Linked DNA regions of Homo sapiens: region 1 is linked to region 2. Evidence: chromatin loops called from intact Hi-C (ENCODE). Cell type or tissue: gastrocnemius medialis. All regions are shown on one strand. Links, peaks and the distances in the headings refer to the core of each region. The heading gives the core; the rest is flanking DNA.

Region 1 (2,925 bases), core at 218-2,717, 180 kb after region 2:
AGGTTCAAGTGATTCTCCTGCCTCAGCCTCCCGAGTAGCTGGGATTACAGGCACACACCACCATGCCCAGCTAATTTTTGTATTTTTAGTAGAAACAGGTTTTCACAATGTTGGCCAGGATGGTCTCCATCTACTGACCTTGTGATCCGCCCCCCTAGGCCTCCCAAAGTGCTGGGCTTACAGGCATGAGCCACTGCACCCAGCCGACTGAACATCTTTTCATGTGTTTATTAGCCAATCCTATATCTTCACTGGTGAAATGTCTATTCAGATGTGTTGCCCATTTTAAAAATTGGGTTGTTTTCTTACCATTGAGTTATGAGTCTTTTATATATATTCTAGATACAAGTCCTTTATCAGATATAATTTGGAAATATTTTCTCGCTGTCTGTAATGTGTTATACATCAATTTTGAGATATCCTTCACATTAAGAAACTAACGGTGTGGATAATAATCCTGGTATTGACAGAGGTTTGGACTCCTGAAGCCTGAAAGTCTATCTGCTGCCACGCCTGGGCACATACTGCATCATTTACAAAACTGTAGAGCACCTGTTGTGTGTGCAGTTGTGATTTCTTATAGATTTTTAGAATTGGAAGGCATGTAAAGAACACGTAATCTGGTACATTGCTTCAGTAGGTAAGTCAGTATGAACTTCTAAGAATTTTTGTTTTCTTCTGTATTGGGTCTATTGTGGGTATGTCCAACGTGACAGGGGAGGTAAGGGAAGTGGCATCCCCTGAGATAGTGACTGAAATGGCTTTCATCATCTTTAAGTCAAAGTGAGATGCCAGTAATAGGATATATGTATGTATGTACTTGTGTCTCTGTATGTATGTAAATAAACAAACATGCTGGAAGGAGGAGGTGATTCAATCAGGGACTTTGTGAAAGAAAAAAAGAATAACTGGACCTTCCTTTAATGATGAAAACTGTTTATACAGCAAACCATCAAAGCCAAAATGTGAATTTTGGTATTAGCCCGATTTTTCCTAAGAAACTGTTGATGTAACCACTGTAGTTGCAGAGATCGTTTTGGTATATTCTAGACCCTCTTTGTTTTGTTCTGTTTGGGGTTTCTTCCCCCTCAAGTTGCTCTTGTCCACCACTAGACTGGCTGCCTTTTATTCCATAGCAGACAGTCCTTAAGTCTTTGCATATGTCCTTATTCAAAAATTAATCTTCATCAGTTTTTTTCTGCAGAAAACAGTTTTTTAAATATCTTACATGAGAATGCTCTGCACCTGCAATCTCTGGTTGATGCAGTTTCCTTTCTCTCTTCTCTGTTCCCATTGGTAGAATAAATCTGCTCCTTCTTAAATCCTGAGCTGAAAATGTCCACACTTCCCAGAAGTGTACTTTAGAATCACCTGTAACATGTATTTAAAATACAGATTCCCCAGCTCCACGGGCAAAGCTCTCCTGCCATGTGACACCCTGATACAGTTCAGGGAGCCACTAAGGCAGGCCAAAATGGCTCAGCAGGCAAAGGTCCAAGCTGCCAGGGTAGTGTGTCATTACAGCATGCTTAGCATAGCTAGGAGGACAGGCTCACACCCAGCCCCACAGCTGTTGCGCTACAGACTCAGGCACAGGGCTGTCTAACTGGCAGATGTGGGCCACAACTGTTGGAGACAAGCCAGCCATATTTGGGAAAATCTTATTGTAAGGGGCAAGTGTGAGTGAGATTTAGGAGTCATGGGAAAATACACCAACACAGTAAATCTTGTGTTATAGGAGAGATGTGGAAGAAAGAGATAAACTACTGGCCAGGGTGTCTCCTGACTGGGTGACTTGCCACCACATGGGCCAGGCAGGTTGCGGCAGCTCTGCCTTTGGGAGGTGGCTGGAGGAGGGGAGGAGAGAGAGGCATGATGAAGACAGATGCACCCTTTCCTGAGCAGGGGTTAACATTCAGGGTGCCGAAAGGAATTCCACAGCCTGTTTCCCATCTCTCTTGTCCTCATCAAGTACTGGTCCTCGTGTATGTGTTCTGCTTCCGCTTTCTCAGGATGTTTACGTTTTTGCAAATACGTTTATGGAAAAGAGTTACCTCACCCACCTCTCCAAACATCTATTTGTTTTACATTTTTATTGCGGGGGAGTGATCTCTTTACATAGCTTCAAATGGCATAACATTCAGCAGTATCCAAGCTTAGATATATCTGATGAGAGGAAAGTAATTGTGAGGCCTTTGTTCTAGTTACAACTTTGTCACTATCTGACTCCATGACTCCAGCAAATTGCTTCAACTGTCTGGCCTGCAGTTTTTTTCTTGCGTTAAATAACAGACTTAGTCTAGATCGGTGGTTCTTATCATGTGGTTTCTGGACTAGCAGCATCAATATTACCTGGGAAACTTGTTAGAAATGCAAATTCTTGGGCTCTGCCCTAGACCTACTGAAACATACTCTGTGGGCGGGGCCCAGCAATCTGTGTTTGAAACGCGATTCTGATTATTTGACAAAAGTTTGCAAACCACTGGTCTAGATAAGTAGCTCTTAGCCTTGGCTGCACATTAAAATCATCTGGGCAACTTTTATAACCTACCAATCCTGGCCTCTTCCTCCAAAGATTCTGACTTAAATGGTTTCAGATGGGGACCATTGTTATGCGGTTATAGCCGACGCCTAGGTGCTACCTGAGGTCTTCAAAGCTAAAGGTCAGTGTTTCCCAGCCGTAAATGCATACCTCTAGACCTGGCCTTCTCAAGCCACTAGGTGTTGCTATAATAGAGAAGAAAAGGCATTTTCAGAACCGTCTTTGGATATGGATGAGGAGGAGGAAAATGTATTTCTTAGCTTCTGATAAGAGATTATTTTGTTATTTTAATCTGAGTGCAATTTGCTAAATATTCATTTGCAACTTGTTAAATTTATTCAAAGAAATTAAATGCCCATAAGTGACAGAAAGAATAAAGAATT
Region 2 (2,925 bases), core at 259-2,758:
GGAGACTGAAGTGAGAGGATTCCCTTGAACCCAGGGTTTTGAGTCCAGACTGGGCAACATAGCAAGACTCTCTTTAAAAAAAATTCAAAAATTATTTTAAAGGTGAAGATTTTGCACATCAAGTACCATTTAAGAGTTTGACTCCAGTGGCATAATATACATAGATTTGTATTGTTTAATTACATGAAGAGACAGCAAACCTTTTCAGTATCAAACAACTTATCTTTGCAAACCTTTATTTATAACATGCTATCTACTTATTTTCTGCGCATTAGACACAAGCTTTTTTGCATAAAGGTGACTTAATCATCTTTCTGTGTTAGCATCTGGGCATCAAAAGTCCTGCCATATATTGTTGACAAAGGAAATCTGAAGAGAAACAGTGCCTAAAAGTGCAGTTTGGCCGGGTGCAGCGGCTCACACCTGTAATCCCAGCACTTTGGGAGGCCGAGGCAGGAGGATCACCTGAGGTAGGATGTTTGAGACCAGCCTGGCCAACATGGTGAGACCCCCATCTCTATTAAAAATACAAAAATTAGTGGGGCGTGGTGGCCCATGCCTGTAATCCCAGCTACTCGGGAAGCTGAGGCAGGAGAATCCCTTGAACCCAGGAGGCAGAGGTTGCAGTGAGCCAAGATCGTGCCACTGCACTCCAGCCTGGCCTGGGCAACAGAGAGAGACTGTGTCCCCGCCCCTCCACCCAAGAAAAGTGCAGTTTATGTCCTTTTGAAAAGTATGTATAAGTGCCTGTTCTTGTGCACTTTCTTCTATAGCCTTTTTTTTCAGATGTGTTTTTATTTTATTTAATAATTTGGGTTCATCCCCTTAATATAAGGTTGTTGGCAATCATACTAAGAAAATTATTTTGAAGAAAATTTTCTGATTGTTGTTTGTTTTTTGTTTCTCTTTTTTTCTTTCTTTCTTTCTTTTTTTTTTTTTTTTTTTTAGACAATGTCTCTTGTTCTGTCTCCCAGGCTGGAGTGCAGTGGCACGTTAATGGCTCATTGCAGCCTCAACCTTCTGGGCTGAAGCAATCCTCCCACCTCAGCCTGCTGAGTAGCTGGGACTACCGCTGTGCACCACCATGCACAACTAATTTTCTTTTATTTTTTGTAGAGAAGAAGTGGGGATTCTCCCTATGTTGCCCAGGCTGGTCTCGAACTCCTGATCTCAAATGATCCTCTCTCCTCAGCCTCCCAAAGTGCCGCGATGACAGGAGTGAGCTACCAGCCTGATTACTGTTAAACTTAATAAATAATTAAACTTATTGTTTACATATAAAAAAATGTCTAAAACGATAATGCGATAAAGTGCATGCAAATTACTGTAAAGTATTTTACATTACCATAGCAACGTGCATGATTAAATTGCAAATAAAAGCATACTGCTTTCTACTTTTAGCTCAAATAATGCTTATAATCAGCAAACAAAAAGCTATCAGGAAGGCCTTAGCAGGTACTGTGGTCTGATTTCGCTGAATGCCCAAAGCCATTAATAATCCAATTCTCCATCCCCTTCCTGGATGTGGCTCCACTTTGCCAGTAGAGGGCACCATGTGCATACAGGGCAGAGAGAGCCAAAGGCTTATTATTAAGTAGGACAGCCTCTGGCACTGTTTTCTTTGTCTTCAAAGGAGTGGCCCAGCCAGTGTGAGTGTGGTTGGAGATCAGAGCTGAAGGGCAGGTTGTTACAGCAATTATGCAGAACTTCAAACTTTCTTATGATGTCCCTCAGCAGTTCACCATCCAGAAGAGCCTGAGTTCAGCCTTGACCCAAATGGGAAAACAAGGTGTAATTATAATCAAATGGCTGTTGGTAGAGGTTGATTGCTGGCAAAATGGACAAACAGGAGGAAGTGGAGGTTGAGGTCTTTTGTGTTTGAGGTAGTCCATGTAGCAAAAATCAGACCAAGCTGGGGGGTCAGGAGACCTGGTTATATCAATTTGGGGGTCACTCTGTACAAACTAAGAGGAGGAACCGAAGTTCCAAATACATTTACAAGCTTTGCTTTTGCTTTTACTACACATGCTCAACATGATAATTACTTTTTTTTTACTTTGCTGTTATAATTATGGAAATTAATATGTCCACTCATTTAAATATTTATAAAATATTTGGTTTGGAAGAATACAACCATATTTTTTATGCATGGTATGTTTAAAGATTCAACTTTGGCTAATATTTATTTTAACTCTGTAATGTTTATGTAATTTAGAGCAATCTAACTAATTTTTAATATAGCAAAGAACAGCTAGCAATGGCTGAGATTATTGCAGAAATGTGCAAAATTGTGCTTATCTCATTAAAGATTTCTTTGAGACTCTCCTAAGAGCAAATAAAGTGCCTAACTTCCCAGAGGCAGATTTTATATGGAAAAGAAAAGATATACAATGTAGAATTGTTCAAAATGTTAGAGACAATATATGTAAAGTGGCTGTTGCATGCTCAATAAATGATCTCCTTGTCTGCTTTTTAATAGCATTATTTTAGGAGTGAGGCTGCATTAAAGTAGATCTCTCTAGGTCATAAATCTAACCTGAAAATAACATGGACATCTCATGTTCAGGTTAATCACATTGTCATAACTATAAAGAACCACATCTTGCCACAAAGAACAATGAAGGGGTTATATAGATTATTTAGGTCTTAACTCTGGGTCTCTTGATGAGGCAACAAAAAAGGAATTTCCACTTTGGGAAGCCGAGGTGGGAGGATTGCTTGAGCCCAGGAGTTTGAGACCAGTGTGGGCAATATAGTGAGACCCCGTCTCTTTAAAAAACAACAACAACAAAAGGAATTTCATTGCACAACACAGAGCAAATCTTCATAAACATCCTCCTTAGAGAACACCCACCTGTCCTTTTCTCCATGTCAGCTACTCACTCCTTCATTCACCTTAAAACACTCACCATTCCAGTCTTCTTC

The links. A loop is a pair of places that touch in the nucleus more often than their neighbours do. Peaks named below come from ENCODE experiments on the same cell type or tissue, not always from the same donor. Only the 100,000 strongest peaks of a DNase experiment are listed, where the experiment ranks them.
Region 1: it touches region 2 in a loop (2.9-fold over the local background); 28 of 110 quality-filtered maps call a loop at or near these places.

Annotation. Positions count from the first base shown.
Region 1 is chr9:71,983,089-71,986,013 of GRCh38, forward strand. It overlaps a transcript of C9orf85 not described here. Among named protein-coding and RNA genes, the nearest start is that of C9orf85, 73 kb to the left of the region's middle. In gastrocnemius medialis, for the core only: no CTCF peak of the experiment used is centred there; a DNase peak (open chromatin) is centred at 1,523; H3K27ac peaks cover 803 bases.
Region 2 is chr9:71,805,464-71,808,388 of GRCh38, forward strand. No RefSeq gene overlaps it. Among named protein-coding and RNA genes, the nearest start is that of CEMIP2, 38 kb to the left of the region's middle. In gastrocnemius medialis, for the core only: CTCF peaks have their summits at 1,547 (motif pointing right) and 1,753; a DNase peak (open chromatin) is centred at 1,578; H3K27ac peaks cover 357 bases.